2 separate regions of the Homo sapiens genome follow, and region 2 is linked to region 1. Evidence: read pairs that join two places in POLR2A ChIA-PET (ENCODE). Cell type or tissue: B cell. All regions are shown on one strand. Links, peaks and the distances in the headings refer to the core of each region. The heading gives the core; the rest is flanking DNA.

Region 1 (8,000 bases), core at 1-8,000:
TGGTCTCGAACTCCTGACCTCAGGTGATCCACCCGCCTCGGCCTCCCAAAGTGCTGGGATTACAGGCGTGAGCCACTACACCCGGCCTGTAAATGAAGTTTTATTGGAATACAGCCACACTCATGGTGTACATATCGTCTATGGCTGCTTTCATGCTACAGTTAGAGTTGAATAGTTGCAACCAAGACTCACATAGTCTAAAATATTTATTATATAGCCCTTTATAGAAAAAGTTTGCTGATCCCTCCATGGAAGAAAGAGTTTTGAGAACCATTGTAGTTAACAGTTGTTTAAAAATCAAGTAACAACAAAATAAAATGATTATTAAATAAAAATAATTCACAATTGTTTTGTCACTAATGTTCTCTCTCTATGCCATACCCAGTCTATGTGGAGGGGAGTTGAATCACCATTTGCTTCTGTAGTTGCAGCATTTTAATTCACGGCACCTTGTATTTTATGTCCCCAATAATTCATCTTGCCAATCTTTGCTCTTTTATTTTTTACACCAATGTTATTGTTTTTTAAAACCCAAACCACAGTTTATCAGGAAAGGACATACATCCCTGTACCCTTTTGTCCATTAAGCAGGTTGTTCTAGGAAGCCGCCACCCTGCACTCTCACCCCAGATAGCTTTAAGATGTCTCAGGCCAAAAGATAAATGTTGCAGGGAAGGAAACAAGAAAAAAGCCTATCTTTTTCTTGATGTTGTTTGTAATTCTTATTTGGGATGTGTGTAGTGAATTCCAGCTATATCTATTTAGTACTTAATGCAAAATTGATTTTGATCTAAACAAATATAAATACATCTTACATCAGATTATGGTTCAGGATACTTCACAAGACTTACATCAGCTTGGGGATCTTCTGGAAAATCTTCAGAATTTGTGTTAATTGATTTGTATCAGAGAAAAATAGCAGGTAAATTGTGATTTAGGTAAACGAATCAGCCCAGTTGATAAGCAGGAGAACAGGTGTTGTGTTCTAATTTAGGTTTGATGTCAGGATCTCGGCTCTACCCTGTGCTGTATTGGCTCCTAGAATCAGGTTTCAGTAATCGGTTATTCCTTACAGGTGTAGGTATTTAAGCTATGCACAACTGGTTAATTATTTTCTTAAAATGCCTCTCTTTGCAACCTGTGAACTTCTAGTTTACTTAGTCTCCTAGCAGACTTTAAAAAATATAATACAAGCATCATCACTCTCTTCCCTCACTCAGTTGGAAGGATTTTCTGTTCTGATTACCTTTCATTCATCCCCCTCCCAACCAAGTGAGAATCTCTGCTTTCAGGAGTCATCATTACCAACGTGTGTAGATATAGTTCTCTTAGATATGCTAGTAAGGAGCAAAGGTGAGTGGTAATAAAATTGGAAAAAACAAGTTTGAAAAAAGTATTTTTTGAAAAAAGTTTTTTCATTTAGAATCGAGATATCCAGGCTATTTTGAAAGGTTCTAGTATTTCAAATGGATAATGTTCCAGGTTTTTTTTTTTTTTTTTTTTTAAGGTCACTCCTTTCCCCATGGAGAAATGTTTCCATCTAGTGGCTGCTGAAAAAATAGCTGTTTGAGTACTCATTCTGAATGTAATCAGAATGTAATAAAAAAAAATTGTCCATTTTCTCCATTTTATTTAACTTTCCAGTTTTTAGTCATAACATTAGCATCACTTTTACTTATTTCCAATTCCCATCTTAAACCTTTACCAAAGTCTTTTGTATAGGTTGTTTCTTTTCTCATTAATCCACATCAGCAATTATTTGCTGAAAACCTTTTCTGTTTGTATTGGTATATGTTAGGTAAGTTTAAAACAGTCTTTGTCCACTAACAACTTAAAATCTACTAGCAATGCTCTCTCAGCTTCTGCTGTTGTATGATATTGTACTAAATCATAGTATACCACCCAATTCCTCTTTGTAAATGCCTTTTGATCCAGAAAACTAGTATATTAAGAGATAATTTGTTCTCCATCCATTTGTTCTTCATTGTGTATTCTAAGAGATAAATTCAAAGTAATAGTCAAACATCTCTTTCGAAAAGCAGTTTTCCTAGCATGTTACTAGGATTAAAATGCACATTTAGATCTTTGTTTTCTGTAATCCTTAGCAAACCGTAGTGGTCAAGATCACAGCCTCTGGAATAAACTCGGGATTCAAATACTAGCTCTACTACTTATTGTGTAACTCTGGGGAAGGAACTTAATCTTTCTAAACTTGACAACTTCTCTAAGGGTTGTTTTGAGAGTTAAATAAGATACCACGTAAAGCACTTAGTGTAGTGTCTGGCACAGACTAAATATACCATAAAATGATAATGATACTTTTCATATTATAATTCAAATTCTCTCAAGAATCTTTAGGTACCTTCTAAATCATCAGGGAAGATTGCATAGTGGTGATTAGTATAATTTTACTCTTTTTGGAAGAATAACCTGAGTAATTTACTTAGTTATCTAGAATATTCCATTTCCTAATGGGAGGGGAAATATATGAATACATAGCTTTATTAAGAGTATCTCATTGAATAACAGAGTGGTTTGCTCACCTTAATTTTCTCCTTTATAACGTTTCAAATTATAATCTTGGCGAACGGGGTTTTTTTTTTTTTTTTCCGTGTGAAAAGTGTGCCATCTGACTTTAAGCTCTAATGAATACCTGCTTATAGTGTAAAATGGAGCTTCTTTCAAATAGTCATCAAATAGTCATTTTTCTAGAAATAGTTGCAGGGAAGTTCCTTCTTTTCCATTTTTATTTTAGCTGGTGGAAATTTCCCTTTTTTCCCCCCTTGATTCTCATATGTCTGATTAACTTGGCCGTTTTTCTTGAGATAAAGTAGTTTCTGCTGTGAAAACTCTTTCCTAAAAACAGAATAAACAAGAGACACAACAGGAGTACAAATCAGACAATCTACTCTCATCTTCTCTTTGTACATTTTCTCTTAATTTTACTACCTTTGTGTGGTACCTGGTATGACACTCTAATAGGCAGAAAACGTTATAAAGTAGCTGGACAAGGAAATGTGCTTTGCTGCCTCATAGATGCAAATTTTGTGAAGGTATACCATTGGTATCCTGCATTCCTCTGATGCCCATTTGAGTATTCTTCATGGCTTCTGCCTGGTTTCATTTAGCTATCTGGAGCATTATTCGAATGTAGCAGTAAAAATTGGATAGGGTGATTTGGAGACACTTTTCCTATCTATTTTGATTGATACCTCCAAGTTCCCAGTGGTACACTGGTTTGTGGTGAGATAGTAGCACCATTTCAGGTAAGGTGTCCAGCTTGGGCCCTTTGCCTGTGTTGCTATCATTCTCTGCTAGAGAGTCACAAGTGTCTCGGTGGGGCTGAGTATATCATTCTTTTTTATTATTATGTTGAAGTATCAGATTAAAATATATAGGTAAGTGTCTAAAAACTTCAACATGCTTTCTCATCTCATTGTCAGTTTTTAAAATTGATATAACTATTCATTAGTTGGACCCAAACTTCCTTTTTTTCCCCAAAGTTGTATTTAATTTCTGTTTAATAAGCTGTGGAAAGTAAGGTTTGTATAGGCAAAGCCATTGATCTGATCTTTGTTCTGATTTTGTAAATTCTGACTTCACTATTTATAGACCTAGGTCTTGACACTGACAGTTTACTTAGATGTTCTATTATTTGTCTGTTTACTTAAGTAAAATAGAAAGTTACACTGTTGTATGTTGAATTGTATTTTTGTTTATTCAGCTTATATATAATTTATGTTTTTAATTTAGCTTTATCACTTATTGTAGGCTGATGATTTAACATAGGTTTCCCCATGATTAACTTATGGGAATGATTTGCTGATAATTAAAGATTTTTAAATGGCATTGAAATTTCCAGAAATTTCCAAAGTTTTATAAATATCTCTTTCTCTCTTTTATTTTAGGCTAAAATAAATGAAGCTGTAGAATGCTTACTGTCCCTGAAGGCTCAGTATAAAGAAAAAACTGGGAAGGAGTACATACCTGGTCAGCCCCCATTATCTCAAAGTTCGGATTCAAGCCCAACCAGAAATTCTGAACCTGCTGGTTTAGAAACACCAGAAGCGAAAGTACTTTTTGACAAAGTAGCTTCTCAAGGGGAAGTAGTTCGGAAACTTAAAACTGAAAAAGCCCCTAAGGTTAGTGTGTTATTTTGTTTATATGCTTTTGTTTTTTATGTTTCAGGGTATTGTCTTTGCCTCAAGTGTTTTGTGCCCCATCAAATCTGGCTAACTTCTACTCATATTTCAGTTCTTAATTCTCTTACCTTGCCTTTTAGAGAAACTTTGTTGATTGTTTCTTACGCCAACTAGATTTGATTGGATGTTTTCATATGACACCGCCCATCACTGACATAGTACTTAAACAGACTGTATTTTAATTGTTAAATTGTTTGTTTCCCTCCAACCTGTAAGATCCAGAATAGTGACCTAGACCCTAGCACAGTGCTCACCCCATTGAAGGCCCTTAATATTTACCTTGTTTTTCATTCTTTCTCCTAAAGCTCTGTCAAACTGAAATAGTAGGTTTTATTTTGAGCTCTTAGTAGTTTGTGCTAGTTCTTTAAGTGTGAATTCTGTTATCTTTTTAGGAGTAGGTTTTTCTGTACAGATTCACATGAGTGGAAGACAGTTGTAGTTTTGAAATTTAACTTTATTAGAACTTGATAACCATTATCTCATCTTTATAATTGTGAAATGTTCAACTTATGTAATTTAATGGCTCTTAACTTAGATTCCTATGGAATACATGTTAGATACCAGTGCTTTCTAGTAGAACTTTCTGCAGTGATGGAAATATGCTATAACAATATTGTCTAATACAGTAGTCATTAGCCACATGTGGCTATTGAGCATTTGAAATGTGATTGTGGTGACTGAGGAAGTGAATTTTTAATTTTATTTACTTTAAATTAAATTCAGCCACATGACTACTATTTGGATAATGCAGTTATAGACTGTGCTGTTTTCCAGTCACAGTTTTGCACAATTCTATCCCTGTTTATCATAATCTTTATAATTTCAATAGTTGGTGTAACACCTACCCCAAACCCCTCTGTCCCCAAACCCCTGTCTTTAATTGTGTTTGCAGATCTACTTTTAAACTTTGGACAGATCCTTTTGTAGTTCCTAAGTGTGATGGTTGGGTTTTCACACTCATATGTGAGATATGCCTCCCTCAAACCTTATCACCACCTGGGCACATTCCCCGTGTGATATTGGCGGAAAAAAGAAAGCTTTGAGCATTGTATTTGTTTAAGTGTGCTTAGACAATGACTTGAGTTAAATACTGTCTTCTCTTTTTCCTCTTTTGTTAAACTAAAGGATCAAGTAGATATAGCTGTTCAAGAACTCCTTCAGCTAAAGGCACAGTACAAGTCTTTGATAGGAGTAGAGTATAAGCCTGTGTCGGCCACTGGAGCTGAGGACAAAGATAAGAAGAAGAAAGAAAAAGAAAATAAATCTGAAAAGCAGAATAAGCCTCAGAAACAAAATGATGGCCAAAGGAAAGACCCTTCTAAAAACCAAGGAGGTGGGCTCTCATCAAGTGGAGCAGGAGAAGGGCAGGGGCCTAAGAAACAGACCAGGTAATGAATCGCAGAAACTTCATTTGAAGCAAAGCAGTGAATTAATTCAATTCTTAATAGTTTTTAAAACAAATTTTGACTGGTTTAACCATCACATTAAGTTAGAGAACGCTAAAGCTACAATGTCAGCAGATAGCATTTATTGATTTTCCATTTAGTTTTAAAAATAGGTAACACGTTTGTTTGGTTCAAGAATCTCAGAATGTAAGAAGTTCCTGTGCATGTTTCCCATCTTTCCGGTTTTCCCCACCACCGTAATCAGTCAGTAGCCACTGTTAACAGTTTCTTCTGTATCTGTTGAGCGATTTTCATTTATTATTCAAGTAAATACAGATACACACACACACACACACACACATACATATTTTCTCTCCTCCTTTTTAAACATGATTGGTAGCCTAATTATACACATTGTTTTGCACCTTAAGCAGATTTTTTTCAGATGAAGATCTTTTGTGGGGACTAAGTGAGAGCTTCATTCTCAATTTAAAAATTGATAGTTTAAATATAAGACAAAACTGACTAAAGACAAAATGGTTGGATAGAGGGCTCTTTAAGGATCTTCCAATCTGTATAAATAATGTACGGTCATACACCACATAATGATGTGTCAGTCAACAGTGGACTACATATATGACATTGGTCCATAAGATTATAATGGAGCATGTATGGAAACCTGATATATGGCACTTGATATTGGCATCGCAGATCAAGTGGGGGAAATTATTGATATTCAGTAATGTTGCTGGGATATTTGGTTTTCCATATAAAAATATATGTATATCATCTAGGTTTGTGTAAGTACAAGCTATGATGTTTGCACAATGATGAAATCACCTAACAGCGTATTTCTGAAAATGTATTCATGTCATTAAGTGACGCATAATTGTAATTTTTTATCTGTTTCCACAATTACAGTGAACTTTGTGATGGGTTTCCCTTAATGGCTTACTTAATAAGAAGAAAAAGCTGTTACTGAGATACTTTGGTTTTACATTTGTTTAGCTGAGTATCAAATTTTGCTGCCTCTTAGCTCTCATGTCATATACACAATGTCTCTTTAAACAAGAGAATGCAACAGTTATTTTTCCTTTTGACTATTAAACTGAATAACCAGAGTTATAGCAGGGTAGAAGAGAATGTAGAACTTCTCACCTTTTACTTTCTTAGTGCCTGTGAAAGTGCTAGGTTTCACAGAGTTATTTTGTTGAGGTATGTCATAGTGAAACAATGGAGAATGCAAATGCAAATACATTAAAATTTTTAGCCAGTAAAACCTTGTTTTTAAACTCCAAAAAGAGACCATCTCTATCCTGAATAATTGTTGATATTTCAAGAAAATGATTATTGTCTGAAATAGTTTTTTTATTGGAGACCTAGTTTATTTTACAAGCATCTATCTCTGCAACTTTTATTCTAGTTAAAAGAAAAACTTGAGGCCAGGCGTGGTGGTTCACACCTGTAATGCCAGCACTTTGGGAGGCTGGGATGGGTGGATCGCTTGAGGTCAGGAGTTTGAGACCAGCCTGGCCAACATGTCAAAGCTCCGCCTCTACTAAAAATACAAAAAAATTAACCAGGAATGGTGGCACACACCTGTAATCCCAGCTACTTGGGTGGGGGAGGGGGGCTGAGGCACGAGAATCGCTTAAACCTGGGAGGTGGAGGTTGCAGTGAGTCTAGATTGCACCAGTGCACTCCAGCCTGGGCGATGGGGTGAGACTGTTTCAAAAAAAGAAAAAGAAAAACTTACATAAATTTGGCTAATATGCACACATCAGTACACACACATATGTGTGTGTATTTATAGCCATTGTTTTTATTACTTTTTAGGTGTTACTTTCAGTGAAACAGTGATCTTACTATAATTTTAACTGGCATAAGATTCTTCTTTTTTAGTGGGAGAATAGGTGTGAACAGGCTGTGTCTCTATTACAAATACATTGCCTTAAAAAGAACCTTGTAAAAGAGATGTCTGCATAGAATCATAGCTTTTGTTACATTTGGCTTTCCTAGATTTTGTGGACAATATCTCTCAACTTTTTAAGAGATGTCTCTGCTGTTTTTGTTTCTTTCTTTTTTTTTTTTTTTTCTTTTGAGACGGAGTTTCACTTTTGTTGCCCAGGCTGGAGTGCAATGGCGCAATCTCGGCTCACTGCAGCCTTTACCTCCCAGGTTCAAGCGATTCATTCTCCTGCCTCAGCCTCCCGAGTAGCTGGGATTACAAGCATGCGCCACCACGCCTGGCTCATTTTGTTTTTAGTAGAGACAGGGTTTCTCCATGTTGGTCAGGCTGGTCTCAAACTCCTGACCTCAGGTGATCTGCCTGCCTTGGCCTCCTAAAGTGGTGGGATTACAGGCGTGAGCCACTGTGCCCAGCATTTCTACTGTTTTTTTAGGTTAAAAACAT
Region 2 (16,190 bases), core at 3,648-11,647, 780 kb before region 1:
ACGCACACACACGGGTCTATATAGACACACAATTGCATGGCTATATCCACACAGACAGAGGAAGTAGATACAGATGTGAAGAATATATATCTCTACCTATATAGTCCATCTCTCTATGTATAGCCAGAGAGAGTGCACAGTCAGGTGAGAATGGAGGCCAAGGTGAGTTCTTAAATACCAGCTGACCACAGAAGTATAAGACCGCTGAGAGTGAGGTGGAAAGAGCCTGCATGGCCTGCCGTGGCAATGGGCTATGAAAGACATCACTTGTAAGACCACAGATCAGAGCAGCAGTTCAAATTAGATCCAGGCCACCAAGCCTTTGGGATTCTGTTCCTTGAGCCTCCTGCCACCACCATCCCAGCCCCTTCATCTGCTTAATCTCTGTCGCAGGACTGGCGCCTCACTTTCACTGCTCCTGGTTTTCTACTCATGTGTTTATAATATTGTGTTGTACGCACAATTGTTAGAAACAACTTTAAACTATTTTGTGATAAGTCGAGGGAATATGTAAATAAGACTATTCTGTTTCTAAATCCATAGCAATTTTTCTGACTTGATATCAATGACTCTACATGATTATAGAAAGCTCCAAGTCACCTCCTGGAGACTGGCTAAATATACATGGGACATATGTGCAATAATCATTATTCGGGTATTAAAAAAGGGTGCTCCCAGTCTAGACAACATGATATAACCTCGTGTCTCCCAAAATTACAAAAATTAGCCAGGTGTGGTGGTGTGTGCCTGTGGTCCTAACTACTCAGGAGACTTGAGGCAGGAGGATGGCTTCAGCCCGGGAGGCAGAGGTTGCAGTGAGCCGAGATCACGTCACCGCACTCCAGCATGGGCGACAGGGTGAGACCCTGTCTGAAAAAAAAAAAACGAGGATGTGAGTCTATATCTATTAACACTGAACACTTTTCAAGGTGTTGCTGAGTGAAAAAAACACAAGGCACATTTTATATGTGTGTGTGTGTGTGTGTGTGTGTTTATATATAATAGAGGATGATTCCATGTACATAAAAAATCTGTATACATAGCTATGTGTATACATTTATAGCAATAAATCTGGAAGGCTCCTCACCAAGATTTAAACATTATTTGTTTTTCATAATAAATCTTAATTTTTTTCTTTTGCCTTTTTTGCTTTATTTTTTATAAGAGGTATAATCCCAACAGCACATCTTAAAAATAATTTTTGTCTAGATAGTTCATTAGATTCTCTGTGACATCAAATACATGATGTCTTTTCCAACACCATTTCTGCAATTCTCTGACACCAATTGGGTGTCCAACAATTCAACTCAATTCTGACACTCACTACTAGAAGCAAGTAGAGATCCCTTAGGTAAGGGCTCAGTCCTACAAGACTGCCCCCCATCCCAGATGCCAGCCAAGTCCAGGCCACCCATGCTTCTCACCAACTGGCTATAAATTGAGGGTACCCACAATCCCCTCCTAAGGTTTGACAAGTTTCTAGAATGACTCCCAGAACTCAAAAAAGGCTTTACTGTTGTTCCTGACTTATTATAAAGGACGCAAGTCAGGAACAGCCCAATGGAAATGCTGTCTAGGGCAAGGGATGGGGATGGAGGCTCTCCGAGTTTTCATGCCCTCTCCGGGTGCACCACCCTCCCAGAACTTCAATGTGTTCTCCAACTCAGAAGCTCTCCAAACCCCATCTTTCAGGGGTTTTTTGGAGGTTTCATTTCATGTAAATGATTGATAAAATCATTGGCCATTGGTGACTGAACTCAACCTCCAGCCCCTCTCCCTTCCCCTGAGATCAGGGCTGGGTGGGGCTGAAAGTCCCAACCCTCTAATCATGGCTTAGTCTTTCTAAGAACCAGCTCACATACCAAAGCTGTCTAGGGACACCCCTCTTTCCCCAAGAGTCATCTCACTAGCATAAAGTCAGGTATGATTGAAAGGGGCTTGCTATGAATGACAAAAGAAACTCCTCTTACCCCGTCACTCGGGAAATTCCAAGGGCTTAGGAGCTTGTGCCAGGAACCAGAGACGAAGCCCAAATATATATTTCCCATTATACCAGAGTTAAATGATCTCAAACCGAAAGTTATTTTTTCTATTCTTAAGACATACAAGCTAATGAATATTCCTTAATGTCATATTTCAAAATCTAATCACTCTTCTTATAAAGAAAGACCATGCCATGGTTCCCGCAATTGGATCCAGTTCATATCAAGCAAGTCTTCAGCATCCACTGCCCCCAAACACACACACACACACACAAACACACACACACACACCCTGCCCAGAGTGCCTCTTTCTCACTGGGATCCTTCAAGTCTGATGTCCTGACTTCAGCTGCAGCCCTCTACCTACTGTAGCCTTGATCCCACTTGGCCCTGAGACCCTTGCAGGCAGACACAGTGAGGTCATCTCTGTAATCTTAGCATCTATCTCAGAGACTAGCACTAGGAAACCCTCAAACATTTGCTGCAAATATGAATATTTTAGAATTTGGGGACTAAGACAGGATGCCATACACTAAGAATTACCAACTTACATAGGACATTACTTTTCACTTACTAAATTAGTAAAAATTATAGCAATGCCAGGAAGAGCACAATGAAAAGGGCACGCTTATGCTCACCTTGAGGGAATATAAATTGGTATAAGGTTTCTGGAAAGCAATTTGGCAATATATACAGAGAGCCTTTAAAATGCTGCATTAGCATTTCCTAAGAATACTTTTGGAAATGTAGATACCCACCATTTTACAAAGCTGCTCATTATTTATGTGAGAGAAAATGGAAAACAACCTAAATGCTCAATCATAAGGGAATGGCTAAACAAGTTATTGCAGAGTCACAGGATGGACTAACATGGAACCACTGGAACCACGCAAATGAAGGATTTGCAAAGACAGAGCTGGTTGCCATGTGCCATTAAATGAAAATGGTGGAATTTAATACTATTTCTACAATATTGTATAAACCATACTGGAAACACAACAAAATGTTATCACAGGCTACCTTTTAATAGTATGATGATGAAGAATTTTTTTTAATTTTACTTTAAGTTCTGGGATACATGTGCAGAATGTGCAGGTTTGTTACATAGGTGTACCTGTGCCATGGTGGTTTGCTGCACCTGTTAACCCATCATCTAGGTTTTAAGCCCCACGTGCATTAGGTATTTGTCCTAATACTCTCCCACCCCTTGTCCCCCACCCCCCGAGAGGCCCTGGTGGGCGCTGTTACCCAATGAGGAATTTTTATGCGTTTCTTTAATCTATACTGTGTTTTTCAAGCTGTGCAAAGAGTATGAGTTACTTTTTAAAATATCCTTTATAATCAGAAAAAAATTAACTATCTGAAAAGCTTCTTGAAATTAATCACTAAAATGTTTTCCACAGCCCTGGTTCCAGACTCCCTGGGCTTTCTCATGACCCCATGTTTGAACGGCACTGTGTGGAGACCCAGTGTGCTTTATCCTTCAAGGATAAGTATCCTCACATTACACAATATCTGGTGTATGCTCCTACGGAATCGCATGAGACACATTTCTGTAAACCTTAATGCATATTAAATGTGCCTGGAGGCATCTGTTGTTTGGGACACTTGGACCTGGAAAATCCTAGCAGAAGAGAAAGACAGAAGCCTAAGGCTTTTTTTTTTTTTTTTTTTTTTTGAGACAGTCTCACTCTGTCACCAAGGCTGAAGTGCAGTGGCACGATCTTGGCTCACTGCAACCTCTGCCTCCAAGGTTCAAGCAATTCTCCTGCCTCAGCCTCCCAAGTAGCTGGGATTACAGGCATCCACCACCATGCCTAGCTAATTTTCGTATTTTTAATAGAGATGGGGTTTCACCATAGTGGTCAGGCTGGTCTGAAACTCCTGACCTCAGGTGATCCGACTGGCTCGGCCTCCCAAAGTGCTGGGATTACAGGCGTGAGCCACGGAGCCTGGACTGCCTAAGGCTTTTTTAGAAGCTGGCTTCTGTTCTCTGGAGACCACCTACTCTTAGAAACACCAGCAACAGGCTACAAAAAGGGAAGCAGAGCTCTTGAGATGTGGCCATGTTGCTCTGAAGTGTATTCACTGACTGGGACATCCTGCAGGCTGACGCCGTCTGTGTGTTCCACCCACATACCAGTTTCCTCTCAGGGGAGGTTACGGCCACGAGAATTTTAGTGCCTGATGAACATAAGACATTCTAGTCTCCCACTCTGGGCTTGGCTGGGTGGTCCCACATGACCAACAGCAGAGGCTGGGAGGGGCAGCTACCAATTGAATTCCCAAAGGCAGTAGCCTGGGCTGTGCTGGACTGCTTTTCAGCACACTTTGTCCATGCAGTGACTCACAGCCCTCCAGAGAACAGCGAGAGAAAGGTATGGGGGGTCATGGTCTCTGAGATCAATCCTGCCTTACCTCCACTCTGCCGTCTCTACTCCAACATCTGTATTTGAAGGGCTTGTCTCTTGGGTAGCATTGTAAAGTGAATGACCTCTCCTTACAAGGGATCGATAAGCGTGCGTTCACGTATCACACTCACTCGAGGGGAATACCGCGCACCACCGTCTCTGAAGACACACTTCCTCCTTGGTCTGAAATGTAACATATTTAGAAGTGGATGAGACCTGATAAACACAACTCAATGGCCAAGTCCTTGCCTCGAATTCAGTTCAACAAGGTCTCACACAAAGCCTTGCTCACTCAGGGGCAGGGATAAACTAGAAAAAGCATGGTGAAGGACATCTCGAGAAATGGACTTTAAGTGACTGTTAAGATTAAACGAGTTCACTTACAAAAAAGCTAGAACACAGCATGTGCAATATGAGTTTTTGTTTGTTTTGTTTTTGGTTTTGTTTTTGTTTTTTTGAGACAGAGTCTTGCTCTGTCGCCCAGGCTGGAGTGTAGTGGCGCGATCTCGGCTCACTGCAAGCTCCGCCTCCCGGGTTCACGCCATTCTCCTGCCTCAGCCTCCCGAGTAGCTGGGGCTACAGTCGCCCGCCATCACGCCCGCTTAATTTTTTTTTTTTTTTTTTTTTTTGTATTTTTAGTAGAGATGGAGTTTCACTGTGTTAGCCAGGATGGTCTCGATCTCCTAACCTTGTGATCTGACCGCCAAAAAAAAAAAGAAAAAGCCAATGCAGCGGTTCTATCAGACAGGGCGTTCTGAGAGACATTTGTGAAAAAGTGCCTTTACCGACCACACATACACAGAGAGAAAGAGAGAGAGAGAGAAGAAAGTGCCCAGGGAGTTAAACAACTTGAGGGCTGCAAAGAGCCTTTAAAGTCCCTTGGTAGAACCTGTTAACTTTCAGATCAGAAAATCATGCTCAGGGAGGTTAAGGCCAAGCTCACGATGATTTAAAGGCCACTCTGCTCTCCAGGCACATCCGCAACTCCTGCCAGTTACGACTTTGCTCCCCTGGAAAACCCTAGCCCAGTGGTTCCCACCCCTGGCTACACACTAGAAACCCCAGGGGAGCTTCAAAAGCTCCCTCTGCCCAAGCTGCACCTGAGATGGAGGCACCAGTGTTGTTTAAGGCTGTCCGCTGGCCCGATGTGCAGCCAGAGGGGGACCCACCGGCCCAGGCAGATCTCACTGCAGGTCTCCTGTTAATCCGCCTTCCGCTGGCCGCCCTAGCTGCGGGCTTTCCAGGGGTGTCTCGCTTACTCACTGGGTGTAGTGATAAGAAAGCTGTGTGAGGCTGTGCGGAAGGAACCTCGCAGAAGCATCTCCTCCTTCTCCTTGATGAGAAAGAGGCGAAAGTCCTGTAGTCCTTGGCTGCGCCATCTTTCACTCCCTCTTGCCCAACCCCTAAAAGCCCCTCTGGAAAATATTACAAATGACTCAGTTGTAATCAAAAAAGCAAATGTAGAAGGAGATCTCCTTAAGTAAAGGAGTTCTGTTGGCAAATTCTTCAGAAATGTGAATGTATTCCTACTCCATCCACTCCTGATGCCTATCCTCCTGTTTTAATCACTGGAGCTTTTCCTAATCAAGGCAAATCCATCCAAGACTCTTGCTGGAGTCCCCTAAAAATATACGCATGTCAGAAGCTCCCCAGATGAGGACATGGAACTTTTACCTTGAAAGGCATGCCACAAACGCCTGCAGGGAGGGGACACCTGCATTCCCCAGGCCCCTGCTTGGTTCTTTTCATTACGAAAGAAAAATGACTTTCAGATGCTTTCAGCTTGCTTCTAACAGAGATAATGAACATGAAATTCAGGCTAATCTTCCTTATGCCAAAGCTGATACCTGTTCTTCTTCTCCATTTTTTACTGAGCACAATTGTCCTGCTTCTTTCAGAGGGCAGCCCCTGACACCCATGACCCCCCAGCCCATCCACAGTGACTGGGGCCCTATACAGGTTTGCCAAATGACCTGAAAATGGCTTTAACAAGGTGGCAGAGTTGTGTAGTTGGCTGATATTCAGGGACTTTTGACGGCCAGCCACAGTGCAAGTCCTCACTTGGCCACACGCTGGCTATGCGACCTCGAGAGCAAGTTACTCAACTTCTCTGAGTCTCAGTTTCCTTATCTGAAAAACAAGGATCAAAACACTACCCGCCTCAATGGCTATCAGACATTTTCAGCCATGACCCACAGTGAAAACCACATTTTACACTGTTTCCTAATACTCTCCCATGTGTACACATAAGAGAGTTTTGCAAGACAATTCTTAACCCTTCTACATATAGTTTACTCTGATATCTTTTATTCCACCCTATACTTTCCTGTACTTCTTTTAAAAGTGTTAGTCAGGACTCACTACACTGATATTAGAACCCAATAATGGGTTGTGACCCACAGTCTGGAAAGGGAACTAGAATTAGATAATGCATGTAAAGGGTTTGGCACGGTGCCTGTAACGTAGTAAGTGTTCAATAGCAGTGAGTCGTGATTCTTGCTGCTATTTTTGTATATTGTTATCATTACCGCTACTTCAAGAAATCCCTGAAGCCTGGTAGAGACTGCTGTTCTTACACCAGAAAACGGACTTGTTATCTCAAATCCTAACCCACCCAAACTCAGTTTCTGGGGACTGAAAAGTCTAGTGATCATGATTTACAAAAACTGTGTTTCTCAACAGCTGGAAAGGATAGGACTGGGAGGACCCAATCCACACAGCCAGTAAGCAGTGAGGCTCAGAGTCCAACCACAGCTGTTCAGCTTCAAAATCTCCCTCTCTGGAAGTTTCCTGGAGAAACACTTCCTGAGTGAAAGATAACATACCAAGAGTTTTCTGCAAGCTTCTCCACAATTCTTTCATAATGTGGAGTGAGGACTGATACAAACAAGTTATTCCATTAAAAATATCAAGTTTATCTCATCAGGACAGTGAGCAAAGATCAGTAAACACTGACCCCACAATGGCCAACTACAGAGATAGGAAGCATTGGTCAATTTCATTATTTCTAAACTTCATTTTGCTGCATTCCCGGAACTCAAGCACACCACACTGACCCAAGGAAGCAGCCTTTTAAAAATCGTTTAATATTCTGAGCTACACGGACAAAGTACAAAGTACTTTAGGCCACAGACAGTAAATGTTACACAATACATTCTCCTATTACTCTGTGTTTTTGCAATAAATGATGGCCTGAATTTCATGCTGAGGTTTGCTAATTTTTAATGATTAATTGGCCTATTGAATATTCATTTTACATTAATATTTAAGAGAGTCCTACTCATTGAAAGAGTTACAGTTTTGTGATGGTACCAGGTAAACAGATTAATGCATTAGGCCTTTAACTACTGGGCTTCCTAATTTAAGGAAGAATAAATCAGCAACATTAGCGTCATTTAATAAGAAGGATTTTTTTTTAATGTGCGTGGCCAGAGGATTGTTCGAGAAAAATCAGTGTTCTACCTGATTTGCTACTTCTGTAAGCCCATCATAGCACAGGAATAAAATGACAAATGGACTTGGGAGCACAAATTCATTTAACAGTTTATTTTTTTTCACTTTTAATTAATTAATTTTTTTTTTTTTGTAGAGGTGGGGTTTCACCATGTTGCCCAAGGCTGGTCTCGAACTCCTGGACTCACACAACCTGCCCGCCTTGGCCTCCCAAAGTTCTAGGACATGCCTAGCCTTTTTTTTTTTTTTTGTACTTTTATTTTCAGTTTATTATTTAAAAAAAAAAAGAAGAAGAAGAAGAGACAACTCCACTCTCACTGCCCAAGAAAGCAGGATTAGGTTTACATTAGCCTTAGGTTCAGTTTGACAAGTTATAGGAGAGCAAAAATTATAGGTTGGCAAGGTACAGGAAAGCAAAAATGCTTCAGCCAGGGACAAGAGTGTCTTTTTTCTTATTTCCTTGGCTCAGGATTTTAAACTAAAATTAATATCAAAATAATCTGTTCTTTAGTGGAAACAAATCAGGAAACATTTTATTCCCTAAAAGAAAGTTTCTCAGAAAATAATGGAAGAATTACAGGATTCCTGTGGAAAAACTGTTGCTTCATGGATTAATTTCTACTCCATGAACTAATTTCCATTCCAATCTTTAGTAACATACTTCTTGAAACAGAGAATTTCATTTGCTGTTTGCCAGGCATTTAATGAATCTGATATTATGTACATCCTACTAGACAATGTGGGAAACTAGAACTGGGAGGGGGAGGTGGGTTTACTGGCAAGCCATTGAGGCTTGAGCCTCAGGCGCCTTATTTGCACAGAACCTTTCAAGGCCTTGAACCTAATTTTATTTTTGTTAATTTTATATATTTTTGTCAATAATTTTATTTTTTTCTTAAAGGGGCCCCCAAATTGTATAAATTTCAGGTCCCACCAAGTCTAGATTCATTCTTAGAAAAATCTAGTTCCTTCCCTCAAGAAACTAGTCTCCTGAGTACGTCGGGGGCCTCTTCCTCTCTGGCACTCTCCATTGCCCTCCCAGCCCTGACCCTGTATCATCTCTGACCCCCGTGGTCCCTGCACTCTCCTAGCTCAGTGCTTCTCCAGACACTGTGGGCATGAGATTCACCTGGAATGCTGCTGCCAGTGCAGAGATGCAGGCCTTGTCACAATGCTCATGTAGGTTTCAGGTAGGGCCTGCTAATCTGCACTTTAGAAAAAAGACTCTTAGCTAGGTGAGGTAGCTCATGACTATAATCCCAGCAGTTTGGGAAGCCAAGACAGGCAGATTGCTTGAGTCCAGGAGTTCAAGACCAGCCTGGGCAACATAGGGAGACCCTGTCTCTACAAAAAAATACAAAAATTAGCCAGGCATGATGGCATATGCCTGTAGTCCCAGCTAGTTGGGAAGTTGGGAGGCTAAGGTGGGAGGATCACCTGAGCTGGGGAGTTCGAGGCTGCAGTGAGCCGTGATTGCACCACTGTACTCCAGTCTGGGTGACACAGTGAGATCTTGTCTCAAAAAAGAAAAAAACAAAGACTCTCTAGTGACTGGGCCTGGCCTTGGTATTTCTGTCTCAGGCTTCCCTGCCTTTCAATGAGTGTTCAAGAGAGTTGCCAGAATAATATGTGCCTGGCACACTGTACAGGCATTCGGCAGATATTTATTGGAAGAATGCAAATCATAATTACTTCCTTGCTCAGAGTTATTACCAGCTCCTCAATATCCACAGTATAAAATCCAAACTCCTTGGTGTGGTGGCCTCCAGCCAGCTCCAGTGCAGCCTCCCTAACATTTCTCCTTTACCCCCATGCTCCTGTGATTCTAAAATGCTCCCAAGCACCCCTTTATTCATGGCCTCTTGTGCTTCTAGGCCTCCCAACTGCCTGTCACCTTTACCCATAAAGACCCTCCTCTGACCCTGGCCTGCACACAATCCACACAAGTATAGGGTGAACAGCATTGCTTCCGGGGACCTGGACCTGACCCCTCCCCATGCCCAGGCCTCCCTTCTCCAGGCAGATTTAGGTAGTTCTACTTCTACACATCTCTGGTATCTTCTAAGTGTGTACACTAAAGCACGTCTGACACTGGGCTGTCATTGTCTCCTGGCCATGCCCCTCATGTTGGAACATTCTGAAGAGCAGGATCCATATCTTTTCATCTGTATCTGGGCTCCTACAAACCATGCCTGACCTATAATGGATGATTGAATTTTAAAAACTAACAAAGGCACAGAGGAATTCAACTAGATAACAAATGACAAGATAACACCATCAAGTAGACAACTTCTGTATACATTGCTATTGCTCTTTTCTTTTCCTTTTTTTTTTTTAAATACACAGGTTCTCGCTCTGTCACCCAGACTGGAGTGCAGTGGCACAATCTCCGGCCCGGGGCTCAAGCCATCCTCCCACCTCAGGCTCCCAAGTAGCTGGGACTATAGGCACGCACCACCATACCTGGCTAATTATTATATTCTTTTAGTAGAGATGGGGTTTTGCCATGTTATCCAGGCTGGTCTCAAACTCCTAAGCTCAAGCAATCCTCCTGCTTCGGCCTCCCAAAGTGCTGGGACTATAGACATGAGCACCTACAGCACCTGGCAGCTATTTTTCAAATTATCAGATAATACGGAGTGCCTACATGTACGATGGTTTATACAAGGCTCAGTGCAAAGGTTTATCCTAAAGAACCATGTTTATCAACAAATTAGGGGCCGGGCACAGTGGCTCATGCCTGTAATCCAAGCACTTTGGGAGGCTGAAGCAGGTGGATCACCTGAGGTCAGGAGTTCAAGACTGGCCTGGCCAACATGGAGAAATCCCATCTCTACTAAAAGTACAAAAATTAGCCAAGGTGGTGACATGTGCCTGTAGTCCCAGCTCCTCTGGAGGCTAAGGCAGGAGAATCACACAAACCCAGGAGGTGGAGTTTGCAGCGAGCCGAGATCGTGCCACTGCACTCCAGCCTGGGTGACAGAGCGAGACTCTCTCTCAAAAAAAAAAAAAAATTAGGGCACATTTTACTCACACAAAAGGAAGTACGGTCATTCATTCAGGGGAGCAAAGAATTGAGAGGGTGTTTAAGAGCCTCTTCTCTCAGAGTTAACTATTTGGGATCTCTAAATTGGAATTGTCACCCCAGCTCTACAGATGCTGGAGTTACAAGTCTTGTGTTCTAATGCCAGTCACCATTTCTCTGCTAGGCAAAGTGTATAACACCTCTGAGTTTCATTTTCCTTATAAAAAGGAGACAGTAACACAAATTTCACAGGGTTATCGTAAAGATCAAATAAAGTAATTTATCTGAAATGATTATTTAGCTCAATGCCTAGCACCCAGTAAACACCCAATAAATGGTATTTGTCATTGTTACTTCCACTGCTCGGAAAGTTTAGCTCACCCCTGAGGCTTAATATGATGGCTAATCCTTCTTATCACCAAGCAATACCCAGCTATATATATATCACATACAGAGTTCAGGGTTTCTACTGGGTTCTGATGTAGTTTTCCCTTAAGACCACAAAGGTGTGTCCTTGAAAAGGGTGGAAATGTCTGGTGTCAATCCCATAGAAGAGCATGTGGGTGCCCTGGGAGAGAACTCAGGCCACAGCATGGTATGTCTCCGGGGCAGATTGCCTGTGTCCTCTTGGTCTGCACTTTGGGGCATGGGTCTTCTGAAAGTCTCAAATCTTTGAGAGCTCTGCTGAGTGATAGAGAAGTGGAAAATGGCTTTATCTTTCTCTTTATCTTCGCTTCCCTCAGTTATCTCTGAGCTATGATTACATATTCCAACCTCAGATTTGCTACAATTTCGAGTTTTGACTGTTTGCTTTGGGGCCCAAGCATTAACGGGTGAGAGCAACGCCCCCCGAGGCCAGCGTGTTGATGGCAGCAACAATGGGTGAACAACTCCGCAAGCAATGAGTGATGGCAGCAGCAATGAGTGAATGACTGGACCCTGGCGGATCTGAGTTGGCTCTGGCTAGAGCAGAGTTCCCTTAGCACCGCGAGCAGCACATCTGAGCATGATGCACAAAAGCAGTGGGTCGCTTACCTCCTCAAAAGCATCACAGCCGGTCACCACAATATTTGGCCTGAAATTCTCCATTTTCATTTTCTTCTCCATCCTGGTATTCAAATCTACCAGGGAGGCATCTGTCATGATCAGGAGCGGGCAGTAGTCTGGGTAGGCCACCTTGCCAAGAACACAGGATAGTCAGGCCCCACCACTCCACAAAATGGCCTAGACCAACTACAAAGCTAAGTAATGTCCAGAAGCAAAACCTCTTCAGTGCAGAAGAGGGGAGCAGTGTTCAGGAAGGAGAGAGATGTGAGTTTGGGCTTGCAGTGGCCAGGAGCTGGAGCAGTTCCTGCCCATACACAGGGACAGGGCTGCAGCCAGGGCCGGCTCTGGGCCAATGTCACTCACCAGGCTTCCTCTTCCTGGGTTCCCACTCCCACTCCAGCAGCGACCCCCTTCCCCCATCATCCTCAAACAGCGAGGACCTGCTGCCAATCAGCTATACTCCAGTAATAATTTCCTCAACAACACCATTCACTCACTAGGCATTTACTGAGCACCTACCAGGCACTGTTCTAGTGGGGAAACAGCAGTAAAGAAAGCAGATAAAAACCCCTGCCCTCAAGGAGCTTGTAGTTTAGGGGCTATGGAGAGAAATTCCCTGAGGTCCTTGTATTTTAAACCTTAGCTCATGGCAGAATCAGAGGCTTTGGTCTTTTGCACTGAGCCTAGTATAAACCATCGTACATGTCGGCACTCTGTATTATCTGATAATTTGAAAAATAGCTGCCAGGTGCTGTAGGTGCTCAGGGGACAGTTTTCCTTAGGGGGAGGCGCCTCGCCAGCACCTGAAATAAGCACATGTCACAGATTGTGAGGGGCGGGTCAGAACAAAGTCCGCTTCTATAATTCCAGGAAACTTGGATTTAGTCCCAAACAAACTTCTCACTTTTGTTTCTCCAGCCAGTTTTCTCTTGCATCTCCATCTACCTGGGAGTCACCCCTGGCTCCCCCCTCCACAATATCTCCCATATTCAATCCTCCATACACCCTAGAGATCCCACTTTTGAGACACCTCTCATATCCACCTTCTTTTCCATCCCCTGGTACCTCTGCCTAGGCTGTGCCCTCATTATCACTCACCAGGGCCATTATCATATTTTCTTAACTGAGGTCCCAAGAGAGGCTCTTTATCAACTGGGAAGGAAGCCAGAAAGAGAAGGGTGACTAGTAGCAGTGAAGGTAAACTCTCTGTAAGCTCACCTGGAAATTCTGATCAAGAGTGGGGAGAAGTTTTCTTGATGTTCTTCCCTTCATGTTTGTCTCAAATTGAACCAATCTATACGCTTCAGTTTTCAAGAAGTTGGTGAACCACTTAGCTGCCTCATTGCCACAGTCTCTGCCTTTAATGTCAAGGCCAAATATCCTGGAAAGGTCACAAAAGAACACCAGGTTACTTACTTATATCAATACACTGAGGGATGGTGTCAAAAATGAACAGCTGGACTGTTGGGACCTGACCATCCCAGAGGGCTGTTAAGTGGTCCCTGGGTCAAAGCTGGGCAGAAGTGCAAGAGAAAGGAGTAGAGTGTGCTCTGGGGAAGAGCTACCCAAACCCTAATGTATGTGCAAATCCTCCAGGATCTTGTTTGAATGCAGATTCTGGTTCAGTAGGTCTGGGTTAGAGTCTGAGATTCTGCATTCCCAACAAGCTTCTGTATGCCTAAGCTGCTGGTCCATGAACGTAAGGATTTAGGACACTTTCACAAGAGGAGAGGGGCTGCCCTGTGGCAGATGCACCCTGAGCTTAGAATCCAACAGACCTGGGTCAAATTGGAACTCGGCCATTCTCTAGTTCTGTGACCATAAGCAAATCATTTAACTCCTCTGACCTGTCTTCAGTTGTAAATTGGAAATAATTATATGGTACCTACCTACGTCACTTGGTGGGAACAGATAACTTTAGATAACACAGCGGCCCTCAAGGTTTTCTTGCTTAAATTCCCCTAATGGAGTTTTAAAAAGCTATGGACCCTTCACAGAACTATAAGTTGACAGGTAAACTTTTTCATCATAAGTTTAATTTGTTCTGAAAGACATCATTTCCATTGAATTCTAAACACTGACATTTAAAATAAAATGATTACATTATGCTTTTAAAAGTGTGTAACGGGATCTAAATGCCATGTTGGTTTGATATCCACCATTATCCATTTAAACATTTTTGTATTATTCCTCTTTTTATTCATGAACACATATGTATATTATTTTACTTATGTAATTTTATCCTAATGTATTTTTATGGCTATCGCTCACTTACTGTATTTCTTTTGAATCAATTAAATTTGTTTTGTTTCTTAAGCTTTCAAGTGTGAAGAAATGTTTTCAGGATTGAGTTATCATTACAATTATGATTTATATACAATTGATCATAACAAAATAGATATGCTATATATTTTTATAATTCATGAACTTAAAAAGTGAAATTTTATTTGAAATCAAATGCTTAATGAACCCCATAAAATATCCATAAAACTCTGAATGAATCTCACATATTGCTAGAATAAGACAAGGTTCAGTATCAATTTTCTTTCTTTTAAATAAGCCCTGAGGAATTTTTCACACAAACAAATAGATAGAAATGGGAGTTATAGTAATTTCACTTATTCCTTGAATCTCCAGGCAATATATTTCACATAGTGATTTGTCATCAAAAAGTATTTTTAATGATTTATCAGCAACAATTTCACTGGAGGCCCCTTCATTTTAATGTAAGACAAAGAGTTGGAACCACTGACTTGTACAACCATTTTACCCTGTCATTAACATCACCCTCTTTATCAACACCAGCATTTTTCATTGTTTGGGTCCCTGTATGTTTTTCCCTCCAAGGGCAATGCCCCTAGTAAGATGTGGGGTGGACAGACAAAAGCCTTTCCTCTGTACAAAGAAGAAATGTTTATGGTGAGACCGGAGAACTTGCTGATTGTAGATATAATTCACAGGATCTGGAAATTGATTCCCCTACCCTCATCTACCATGGGAAGGGCTTGCCCCTCCCCGTGGGAAGGCTCATACCAGTGTGAGGACTCCTGAGGCGATGCATGTGAAGGATTTCAATGTGGACACCTGAGGTGCTCCCAGTTAGATGAACCCCTGTGTACCCTGCAACTCACAATCCTGGTCTGAGGGTAGAGACTCCCAACCTCTCACCTCCTCTCCTATCTACTGTCAAATCTCAGTGCTGTTCCTTTCACATTTCTTGGGCCTTTTCCTTCCCTCTAAACCCCCTTCTCGAAGCCACTGTTTCACCTCTGATTAATTCTTGGCTCTACAGACATCTCATGATCCTCTCCTGGCCTTCTGCCTTTCCCCTAAAACTGATTCCATCCCACTGTTCAGCAGTTCCCTAAGTACATGCTCCTGGATGGAGCTCTTCCCTCATCCCCTCAGAACAGCACTTGTACATAAGTGCACACATATTACTCACAGTCTCCACCCACCCGGGAAAGCTTATGGGTGGCACTTTGAAAAGCAGAAAAGCCCCCAACAGGGCAATGGAATACTGATTAACCGGAGCCCCTTCCCCCCGATGGAAGGCATCCCTCCACCAGCCCTGTCTCCCATCCCTGCACTGGATGGTATCGCTCCCTCTGCCATGCCATCTTCTCCAATTCTTGCAGAATTTTCTGCAAAGTCCACTCTCTTCTACATTTTGACACAAAATGTCTCATCAGCAACATTCCATAGAAAAAACTGACCCTCACTCTGGGTTCAATAAAACTTCATTAGTAAGCAATCTCTTAACTCACTAATCAAAAGTAACTCACTAAAAATTATGTAAGAGGACATAAAAACTTGAATAGACTCTTACAAAGAAAATCCAGATACTTTTACTGGCAAGTTCTATCAATAATTAAAGAATAAATAATACCAATCTTACACAGCAAACAAAAAAAGTGTTTTTAAGACTTGCTATGTAAAAGTGGAAGAAAAGAGTAAATGTTTAGGACTAAATCTAACAAAACATGTAAAATCACATTACAGATAAAATTATAAAACTTTATTAAAGAGATAAGACACAAACAAGTGAAGAAAAATAATATTCATAGATAAGGTGGATTAATACAATAAAGATAATAGCTATTTAAGACCTAATATCCAGTTAAGTGCTTACTGTATACCAGGTCCTCTTGCAAGTGCTTTATTTAATACACACACACACACACCCAGACACACACACACACACACATATTTTCACATCAATTTTCTGTAAATTGAACCACAAATTCAATATAGGGTTGAAGTCATGTCTTA

What was found. ChIA-PET counts read pairs that join two places held together with the same protein. Peaks named below come from ENCODE experiments on the same cell type or tissue, not always from the same donor. Only the 100,000 strongest peaks of a DNase experiment are listed, where the experiment ranks them.
Region 2: POLR2A ChIA-PET joins it to region 1 with 5 read pairs; 1 of 35 experiments calls an interaction of 5 or more read pairs at or near these places.

Annotation. Positions count from the first base shown.
Region 1 is chr1:219,984,732-219,992,731 of GRCh38, reverse strand. EPRS1 (glutamyl-prolyl-tRNA synthetase 1) reads left to right here. Exons shown (of 32, transcript NM_004446.3): 19 at 3,909-4,142; 20 at 5,328-5,590. It overlaps LOC124904819 (small nucleolar RNA U13), which reads left to right and starts at 5,118; the gene lies at 5,118-5,221. In B cell, for the core only: CTCF peaks have their summits at 1,341 and 1,541 (motif pointing left); DNase peaks (open chromatin) are centred at 1,551 and 4,201; H3K4me3 peaks cover 1,223 bases; H3K27ac peaks cover 4,449 bases.
Region 2 is chr1:220,758,767-220,774,956 of GRCh38, reverse strand. MTARC2 (mitochondrial amidoxime reducing component 2) reads right to left here. Exons shown (of 8, transcript NM_017898.5): 3 at 13,137-13,299; 4 at 11,907-12,047. Among named protein-coding and RNA genes, the nearest start is that of MTARC2, 19 kb to the right of the region's middle. RefSeq lists an enhancer at 5,536-5,830. In B cell, for the core only: no CTCF peak of the experiment used is centred there; DNase peaks (open chromatin) are centred at 4,126 and 4,556; H3K4me3 peaks cover 1,194 bases; H3K27ac peaks cover 3,023 bases.